2 separate regions of the Homo sapiens genome follow, and region 1 is linked to region 2. A link is a loop called in an ENCODE intact Hi-C map of the cell type or tissue named here. Cell type or tissue: lower leg skin. All regions are shown on one strand. Links, peaks and the distances in the headings refer to the core of each region. The heading gives the core; the rest is flanking DNA.

Evidence for each region. Peaks named below come from ENCODE experiments on the same cell type or tissue, not always from the same donor. Only the 100,000 strongest peaks of a DNase experiment are listed, where the experiment ranks them.
Region 1: it touches region 2 in a loop (5-fold over the local background); 87 of 110 quality-filtered maps call a loop at or near these places.

What each region holds. Positions count from the first base shown.
Region 1 is chr4:108,016,493-108,021,877 of GRCh38, forward strand. It overlaps HADH (hydroxyacyl-CoA dehydrogenase), which reads left to right. Exons shown (of 8, transcript NM_005327.7): 4 at 3,048-3,174. Among named protein-coding and RNA genes, the nearest start is that of HADH, 29 kb to the left of the region's middle. In lower leg skin, for the core only: no CTCF peak of the experiment used is centred there; a DNase peak (open chromatin) is centred at 2,269.
Region 2 is chr4:108,564,483-108,569,867 of GRCh38, forward strand. All of the region lies in intron 1 of RPL34-DT (RPL34 divergent transcript), which reads right to left. Among named protein-coding and RNA genes, the nearest start is that of RPL34-DT, 53 kb to the right of the region's middle. In lower leg skin, for the core only: no CTCF peak of the experiment used is centred there; no DNase peak of the experiment used is centred there.

The DNA.
Region 1 (5,385 bases), core at 124-5,123, 550 kb before region 2:
ATACTTGTGGTACCGGGACTGGCTCCCAGGCCAGCAGGGAGCCCTCTGGGATAATAAACAGCCACCCCAAAAAAGGGAGTTTTGTCAAGCAGTTTGATCTTTATTGAAAAGATTGGTCGCTCTTGGTGACAGTGAAAGGCCTGACTGCCCTCCATTGTCCATGTCTGGTACAGAAGAAGGATCACTGGAGAAAGTCAGGAGGCCTGGGCCTGGTGCTGACCCCCTCACCACCTCCAGCCTTGGAAAGGTCCTCAGTTTCGTCATCTGTAATGCAAGTTGAGGTGATTGGGGTAAATAATTTCCTAGACCTTTCTGGCTCTAACTCTCTAAGACTAGCTTCCCCCATTTGTAAAATAGGAGCAGCAGCACTGGTACCTATTGTACAGAGTTGTTTAGGAAACTCATTTCATTTAGCTCACATTTCCTGAGTGCCTGCTGTGTATCAGGCACTACACTAGGCTCTTTAACCTGAATTGATGCAAAACAGATATGAGGTGTGAAAAGAAGGCATGACCCATAGTCATACCAAAGATGTGACTTTGCTGCTGACCTTCTCCACCTTTCTTGGCACTGTTTGTTTTTGTTTTAGATCACCACCATTATTGAATGCTTGCTACAATTTTTAAGCAGCCGTATTGAGAGGTACTTTACTGACAAATTTTACAGTTCGATCCTATAATGGGAGAAGAAAATATAGTCAAGTGATACATTTCGGGTTGGAAGCCCTGATGAAACAGTTGCATCCTGGAGAGAACATGACTTCTCTAGCAGCAGCCTAAGACACACAAATGAAAAGTATGACCAGACGCACAGGCAGCCAGATCGAAGTCCTGACTTTCCCCTTTAGACAAAGTACAGACTCTTGAATCCTTTGCCATCCCCACCAACCCTCTTGTCTTCTTTATACTAGGGTCTGGGGCCATTGCTAATAATCACTGTGCTTGTGTTGTCGATTTTCTTTTAGAACATTTAAGAGAAAAGTAGTTTTTTTGGTACCTGAGTGTCCGAATGAAAAAAACAAAAGATGGTTCAAGACAAGTGTTTCCAGGAACATGTAAGAGTACTTTTTTTTTTTTTTTGAGACGGAGTCTCGCTCTGTCGCCCAGGCTGGAGTGCAGTGGCATGATCTTAAGCTCACTGAAACCTCTGCCCCCCAGGTTCAAGCAATTCTCCTGCCTCAGCCTCCCTAGTGGCTGGGATTACAGGCATGCGCTACCATGCCCAGCTAATTTTTGTATTTTTAGTAGAGACGGGGCATGTTGGCCAGGCTCGTCTCGAACTCCTGACTTCAAGTGATCCACCTGCCTCGGCCTCCTAAAGTGCTGGTATTACAAGTGTGAGCCACCGTGCCCAGCCCAGAGTACATTTTGTTTGTGGATGAAAAGACTGTCCTATGTGTTTAGTATTCTCTGAAGACAGTGTGAGACTTTTAGGAACAAAGTCAGCCTGACCCTGTTGGGAGAGGCAGAAGCAGAGGTCTGCTGGGGAGAGATCATTTCCTCCTTCTGATAAAATGTGCCAGAGTGCCCTGGACTGGTGATACCTGGAACTGGGCTCTGATGTCACTTTATTTTACCAAATGTGCCCAAGTTTCCCCTTTTTGCAGGTGAATGGCCCTTCAAACATTCTACAAAAAGGGGTATTACGATTGTAATACTAATCTTTAAAATAACACTTTCTTTTCTTAACGGGAGTGTGGAGCCACAGCTGGCACAGCCTTGGGCCCAGGCTGTCCCTGCTCTGTTTTTGTGGTTCCAGGTGCTTGTGGTGCAGGTTGTGTGGTTGAACAGTGCTTGTGTTGGCCACACACATTGTTATTGGAAGAGGATCTTTTTTTCATTACCTTCTGTAATGGGGAATAGTTTATATTATTTTCCCCAATGACCAAAAGCAAGAAACTTTGAAAACTGAAATTTTAAGACCTTAAAACAATGTCATTTTTTTTTTAAAAAGGAAACCCTGGCATTTAAATGGCCTACCTTGGAAGCTGTTGGAGAAGGTGGATGTGCTCATACCTGGAAAGAGAAGGCTCTCCGCTGCCTACCCACACTGGTCTCGCCTTTTACCTCTTTTCCCTCCTTTCCAAATAACTGGTTTCTTCTCCCTTCTCTTCCTCCTCTCCTCCCACCCGCCCCTGATTTGAGCAGATTATAGTATTGCCTGTTAGGTAAGCAGAAACCCCCAAGCCTGGTCAGTAAGGGATCCTTTCCTTTCCTGCCCTGTTACAGTCCATCTTGGTTGGAATCAGCACCAGGCCTGTTTGTATGTTTTTATCCGCAAGGTGGCGCTGCAGGAAAGCCTGGAAGTCAACCTGTTTAAAGCTTTTCCTCTCATGCTTTTGGCACGCCACTTTACTGTGGCCTTAAAGAACTAAATTTGGTTTAAGTCAGTATGGATTTTTTTTAATGAATAAGTTAATGTCTTATATATGCATATGCCTATATCCTCTTTTCCCCATATCTACCCATGTAACCTTAAAATTTTTTTGAACCATGTTGGTGTTCTTGTTTTCATTTTAATTCCCATTCAATTGAAAAATAAAGCTTTTCACTTCAGGGAAAATATCTTAATTCACGTTTATTATCATATGTTTCTGATTGAGGATTTATGTGTTCATTTAGAATTTTGTTGCTTTTAGGTGTCTTTCTTTCATTATTTTTTGATCACTGAGTTTCGTTTGTGACTGGGGTTGGTTAAGTAGCTTGATCAATTAGCCACCTCTTGTTATCTCACATACCTTGGAAGTTAACTAATACAAGTAGGTAGGGGAAATTTTGTTCTGGAAAATCAAGGAAGGATTGGTGAAGGTTAAATACCTCTTCGGAACAGGAAATTCCAATTTTATTTCAAATTTAAAAATTTTTAAAAAGCTGAAGTCACTTGATTTCAGCCTCTTATATGAAGATGTGTCTTCTCCCTCATTCCCCCAATGGGTCAGGACAACAGATGTGGCAGTAAGCAGTCACCTTGTGCATTGCATCCAAGAGTCATGCTGTTTTGAAAGAAGAGATTCACTCTGATACTCCCACTATATTTTCTCTTCACAGACATACAATCTTTGCCAGCAACACTTCCTCCTTGCAGATTACAAGCATAGCTAATGCCACCACCAGACAAGACCGATTCGCTGGCCTCCATTTCTTCAACCCAGTGCCTGTCATGAAACTTGTGGAGGTCAGTGGGTGTCAGCTTGTGTGTGTCTGCCCGCTCTGCCAGCTCTCTCAGTCCTGCTTTTCTGTGTTACACCAGCCCTGCCACCAGTTGCCTAGGATGGGTTTTAACCTGAGGGTAGAAGGTTGTCCCTGAGCCTCATATCTAGGAGGGCTTCTATGCTTTGTTTCTTCACAGCCCTGTGTCTTGCTTAGTGATATCCAGAAAGGCTGTTAACTTTGTGGAATGTCATTTACTTATTTGTGCCAGAGCTGATGGGCAGTGCTGAGAGGCATCAGAATGGGAAGGCAGCACTAGAAACCGTGGGCTGGATGGGACCACACAGAGGGCAGCTACATGTGTTCATATTATCTCGTCGAGGTCAGCTTGCCCATGCTGTAAATGCAGTTCTCATTAGATACACTATACTAGCTTGTCCACAGTTCCTGGGGTTAATTCTGACCCCATGTAATGGTGCCTTAGCGTTGTCCCCAGATGAGGTACATCTCCTGTGCATTGTGATCAGAGCTATTAAAACCAGCTCCCATTGGGTGCGGCGGCTCATGCCTGTAATCCTAGAACTTTTGGAGGTGGAAGTTAGTGGATTGCTTGAGACCCAGGGGTTCAAGAACAGCCTAGGCAACATGGCAAGACCCCATTTCTACAAAAAATAAAAAATCAGCCAGGGGTTTTGGTGCACGCATGTAGTCTCCAGTACTTGGAAGGCTGAAGTGGGAGGATTGATTGAGCCTGGGAGGTTGAGGCTGCAGTGAGCTGTGATTGCACCACTGCACTCCAGCCTGGATGACAGAGCAAGATCCTATATCGAATAAAAAAACCCTAAAAGTAAAAAAATAAAACCAGCTTCTGATAGCCTTGAGCCTCCTGACCATAAACCTGGAAGGTGGAGCGGGGAGGCAGGGAGGGCTTCCCCAGCATCCTGTTTGGAATGCTTGGAGACTCCAATATGTTGGAGTTGGAGTCACAGTAGGCAATTTGCACCTGAAATGGGACAACTTGCCTTTTACAGGGTCCTAATTACAGGGTCTGAGGAGCAGCCGCTATTAAAGTAGCATTTGTTCTGAGGTTGAGGAGTTATTGCCCTGCGAAGTGTGGGGGACGCTGATGCTGCCATGTGGGTGATGTGGGGCCAGGCAAACCTACACACACTGGCTGTGGCCTCTCTGGGAGTGTGTATCGTCTGTTTTCTTCATTATTGCCTTTTCCAACTACCTTTTCCTTCCTTTATCCTCCTCATTCCCTCACCACTACTCAGCATAAGCATTTTTAATAAGTCATAATAATGACCATTTTTTTTAGCATTTTCTCTCAAGTGACAACTTTGACCATCTTGCAATGGGACTTTTTCTGTCTTACTAACATTGCTTCTCAGCTTCCTCCTATTTTCTCCTATCCCCTAAGGCTGATTTTTTGAAGAAATTGAAGAATGAAGGGGAGGGATTTGGGGAACAGAAGAAACAGCATTTAACAGCTCTTATCTCATGCAGATTAAGAGCAAAGAAGTGGCATGCATTTCCAACATTTCAGTACTTAGGGACTAGTTGATTTCTTTAGTTATTATATTGTATATATAAGTGTTTTGGAGATAGGCACATTCTGTAGATTTACTTTAATAATGTTTTCAACTGCATTTATCTGGTAATGTATGCTTTTGTCTTTGGAAATGTAGTGTGTTGGTTGTTAACAGCTGATGTTTAGCAAATGCTACTATTTTTTAGAAAGTATTTTGTAAAAGTGTTCTTCTCTATTCAGTTTTTATTGTTTAACTTTAGCTCTTCCTTGTGTTGCTGGTGGTGTACACCAAAATAACTTGTATAATAAGCTAAGTGGCTCCTTTACTTAGGACTGGGCTCATTTAAATGTATATATATATGTATTTTTTTTCAGACTCTGTTGGAACTAGGAGCAGCGTATCTGTACAAATTACTGTTCGTTGAATGAATGAATGAGTGAATAAACATCCATCTCTCCTGTTTAAAAAGAAACAAACCTTCACTATTATTAACTCCCTTAAACCAAAAACTTAATTTGAAAACTCCATAGTCAGCAGTGTTTGTCCCCCAGCTCAGTCTGTGGTTTTGATGGAGACTTTTTAGACCTCCTTTCAAACAGCTCTGGGATTCTGTTTGATTTGTGGTACCCGCAGGGTGGCTTCTGGTCTTTCTCGTCCTGCTCCTCTTCTCCATCTTCACTGTGTCTTTTCCTGTTTCCATC
Region 2 (5,385 bases), core at 66-5,065:
TTACGTGTATATAAAATATTGCAAAATAAAATAATATTTAAAGAGATGTGCATTTATTTTTGTCATTTTGATGCAAAACTAGCTGTATTCTGACTATTTATAAAGTTATTTCCTTACATGTTTTCTATTTTTTTTCCATCCTGTCATTCTTATTCCCCGGGTAATCTCTATATATCTAAGGAAGAGGAAGCAAGAAGTTGTTGCACCTGTGTTTACTAATTATAGTGTTAGTGCTTTGTATATAATGTTTGTACTTTGTTAGAATGCTGATTATCTCTCAAGCAGCTAACCCTACTTAGACCTGACAACGATTTAAATTCAAATATCTTCACAGCAGGCAATTTTATTAATGTTTTACATGGCACACCAAAGAAGTGAGCTGATTTGGGTGTGTTTGGTTTGGGCTTTATTTTTTCTTTCCATTTTTGGAAGAATATTGTGCTTTAGAAAAGTATGTTCAGTTGGCCTATACCATTGGAAAACTTTATTGAATTGTTCAACCCATATGCCACAAGCCTGAACCTAGGAGACACCAGCTCCAAGAAAAAGCAGTGTGTTCTATCTCTGTGACTGATTTCATTTTTGGATTCTCTTTTGAGTCTGCCAATAAGTTCCAGGTGGGATGTGTTGGTTTTTGAGATGCAAGTTACCTGTTCACTGGGAGCAGAGGAAGACCTCTTGTTTGGGGCTCCCACAACTGACAGATGGCAGTGACTTTGGTCACTGATGATGTCTGGATTCAACTCAGCTTAGAAGAGAAACCATAATACCTTGTAAGAATTTCCTTTGCTCCACCCAGTCATTCTAGTAAAGAAAAGAAGACTTGAAAAGCTAAGACTCCAATGCCACACGTGCCACATTAACATCTAGACGAGGGCTTGAGGGAATCTCCCTGGAAACCGAAAAAGAAAAGAAAAAAACTGTCTAGGTCATGGGTAGCCAATCTTTTAGCTTCCCTAGGCCACACTGGAAGAAGAAGATTGTCTTGGGCCACACATAAAACACACTAATACTAATGATAGCTGGTGAGCTTAAAAAAATAAAAATAAAAATAAAAAAACTCTTGATGTTTTAGGAAAGTTTGCAAATTTCTGTTGGGTGGCATTCGAAGCCATCCTGGGCCACGTGTGGGCCATGGGCTATGGGTTGGACAGGCTTGCTCGAGGTAATTGTGCTCCCTAACTAGGCAGGACAGCAAGCCTCCCTCCACAAGGAGACCACAGTTGAATGGGGGTGGAGTGAGGTGGAGCTTTTCGTTTGTGAGTATAGTCAGCAATGGAATGGCTGGTGGGTTATACAAATTAAAATTGATTTGCATTCATCTAAAAAAATTAGTAAATACAAGATGCCTATTATATACACAAATGTATTGCAGAAAGACTATAAATGCATGATAAAATGTTAACATACAAAACTTTTTTAATGGAAAAATGTTTGGAAAAGGGTTTCTGAATTCTAGGTTTAGCTTCTTGGGAAAAAAATAATTTGAGTTATCCTGAAGTATCGTATCTGGCCGGATGCAGTGGCTCATGCCTGTAATCCCAATACTTTGGGAGGCCGAGGCAGGCAGATCACCTGAGGTCAGGAGTTAGAGACCAGCCTGGCCAACATGGTGAAACCCCATCTCTACTAAAAATACAAAAATTAGCCAAGTGTGGTGGTGGGCGCCTGTAATCCTAGCTACTCGGGAGGCTGAGGCACTAGAATCACTTGAATCCGGGAAGCAGAGGTTGCAGTGAGCTGAGATTATAACACTGCACTCCAGACTGGGCAACAGAGTGAGACTTCATCTCAAAAAAAATATATATCATGTCTGATCAGTGTACCATGGCCGATGTGAAGGCCAGCTCAGACCAGCCAGAGTGCAACAGAACATTTAAAATTTGTCCTGAAGTTCTTCAATAAAAAAGGAACATAAGGACACCTTTATGTCCTTTAGTGCTCTTTTTCAGAATTCCTTGTCTTCTGTTTGGAAAATAACTTTCATGCTAATATAGTGGAATTAACCAATTCCATAGGCTTTGGAGTCTTAAAGACCCAGATTCAAATACAATTTTGACCTTTGGTAAATGACTTAACATCTCTAAGCCACAGTTTCCTCACAGGTGGAATAGGGTACTTATTTTACAGACTTGTGAGAATTAAGTTAGATTATACATAAATAGCATTTAACACAATTGCTGTCAGATGGTAAGCACTCAGTAATTGTCAGATAGGAATATAATCACAGCTACCCCCTTTTATATTTGTACTGCTTCCACCGTTTTGTACTGAGTCCACCGTTCATATTACTAACATTCTAGCTGCTGATGTGTGGGTTTCCTGGGCAACACAGTAGATCACTTAGGAACATGAATTCAAAAGTCCCACTGCCTGGGCTCAATTCCTGTCTCCCCTATTTATTGGCCCTTTGACCTAGGGTAATTGATTATACTTCACCTCTCTGATTCAGTCTGTCCTTTAAAATAGGAGTGATAATGCCTAGTTCCTAAAGTTACTGTGAGCACCAAATGAGTTAATTCATTAAAGTACTTAAAACAATACCCAGCTGTAGGAAACTCTCAGTAACTATTAGACATTTTTTTTCCCGAGACGGAGTCTCGCTCTGTTGCCCAGGCTGGAGTGCATTGGCAGGGTCTCGGCTCACTGCAACCTCCGCCTCCCAGGTTCAAGCAATTCTCCTACCTCAGCCTCCCAAGTAGCTGGGATTACAGGCATGCGCCACCATGCCCAGCTAATTTTTGTATTTTTAGAAGAGACGGGGTTTCACCATGTTGGCCAGGTTGGTCTTGAACTCCTGACCTCGTGATCCACCGGCCCCAGCCTCCCAAAATGCTGAGATTACAGACGTGAGCCACTGCGCCCAGACTATTAGCTGCTATTAATATCATTTTTATGCCTCTCAATGCAATGGAGTCCTAATGTCATTGAGTTAAGATGCTGGTTGTAATGTCAATAAAGTCTGCTTTCATCCTCACTGTATCCACAAGCACCAAGCACATTATCTGACACTGAGAGGGGCCTCGATGAATACTGAGTTTCACTATCTTCTGTAGACCATAAAGTGGCTTACTAACAGCTCTCTCAGTCTGTGCTATCTCCCTTCAAGTCCATCTGAACTGGCAACCCAGGTCTGTCCCAATCCTCTCCCCTCTGCCTCTCCCATCTGATCTCCCATTGCTTTCCTATCCATACTCCAACTCCAGCAAACACTGCTGATTTCCTCCCCCCAGCCATGGACTGCAGGGAAGGTGGGCCTTGCTGCAGCTGCAGAGGGAGAATCTTTATCCGTTTGGATCAGTCATGGTGTTCTCATTCCTCTTGCCATTGACTAGTGGAAGTATGGACACCTGATAGAATTTTGGCCAATTAGATGTGAGAGCAAGCCTTAGGAAGAGGAGGGAAGTATCTGAGAAAAACTTTTCCTCAGATATGGGATAAAGATAGGTAGAAAGAAATGGTCTCTCCTCCCACTGGATATTGCAGCATTTCCATGTGAGACATGGAGTTACTGCAGCCATCTGGCATGCATGAGGGGAGCTAAGCCAAAGCACTGAGAATGACTGAGGATGTACTGATCTGCAGAATTCATCAACCCTGTACACCCTAGTTAGAGAATTCATGCTATATGAGAGAATACAAATATATCTATACATATTTGATTTGGGCTTTTCTGTTATTTGCAACCCTAAGCAGCCTAACAGATATGCAAGAAACCTTGGCTGGGTGCAGTGGCTCACACCTGTAATCCCAGCACTTTGGGAGGCTGAAGCAGGAAGATTTCTTGAGCCCAGGAGTTCAGAACCAGCCTGGGTAACATAGGGAGAGTCTTTTTCCACTAAAAATTTAAAAACTAACCAGGCATGGTGGTACATGCCTGTGGTCCCAGCTACTCAGGAGGCTGAGGTGGGAGGATTGCTTGAGCCTAGGAGGTTGAGGCTGCAGTGAGCTAGGATCATACCACTGCACTCCAGCCTAAGTGGCATAGTGAAAACCTGTCTCAAAAAAGAAAGAAATCCCCCCCACCCCTGTGCAAAGGCCAATATATAATACTTATCCCAATAAAGTATGCATATCACAAATACATAGCTCACAACAATCTAAGTATACTTATATAACGCAGCACTGAAATAAAAATTAAACGTCATTAATATCTGAATAAAAAAGTTAAAACTAAAACCATTTTTTACCGAACAAATTGGCAAAGATGAAAGACTAATCTTTCTCTTGACTTGGATGTAGAAAAGTGTATTCCCATATGCTTTTGGTAAGAGTATAATTTGGCAACATGTATAAAAATATTAAACACAACAAATAAAAAAAACTTTTAAACATGCTTATCTTTTGATCCAAAAATTTCACTTCTAGGAATTTATCTTAAGGAAATAATCAAATGTACAAAGAGGCATGAGAATCTTTATTGCTGGTGTTTCACAGCAAATATTTGAAAATAATCCAAGTTACCTCCACAGAGGATTAAATAAATTTTTATATATCTTTAAAAAGATGAGATTTTCAGGAATTGACATGGAAAGCGGACCATGATACACTCTTCCATAAAATCAGCATGTTGCAAAATAATAAGTGTAGTATGAACCCACCTGTAGTACAGAAGGATATACATTAACTGTTAACAGAGGTCATTTCTGGGGCATAAAAGCATGGACAGTATTTACTTTGTACACCACTGTAGTATGTTACTTTTTGGATCAATAGGCACATGTTACTATTTCCATCACAAGTCACATTGAAAGAGCTGAGAACAAATACTCTGCAGATCTCTGGATAGATCCCCTATCCAACATACCAGTATCTTCTCCGCCCCAACTTCCCTGCCTGCCTTGCATGGGTCAGTGGCTCTCACCAGGTTGTCCATGAGCCTCTAGTAAGATACAGACATGGTTTAGTTAAGACATCGGGTTTCCATAGTAATCACAAAGAATTCACTGTAAAGATTAGAATTGATTATATAAATGGGAACTTTTATGTTTTATAACTTACTGTAAGAGGAATTATTTTTAAATTTCTATAAGGATTCCAACTATATGACATTCTGGAAAAGGCAAAACTATGAAGACAGTAAAAATAACAGTGGTTTTCAGTGGGTAGAGGGAGAGAGATGAATAGGAGGAGCATGGAGAATTTTTAAGACAATAAAACTATTCTGTGTGATACTACAATGATGGATGCATGTCGTTATACATTTCAAAACCCATAGAATGTACAACACCAAGAGTGAAAGTTAATGGAAATTATGAACTTTGGGTGATACCGATATGTCAATGTAGGTTCACTGATGGTAACAAATGTACTTCTATAGTGCAGGATGTTGGGGGAAGCTATGCATGTGTGGGGGCAGAGGGCATGTAAGAACTTTCCATTCTG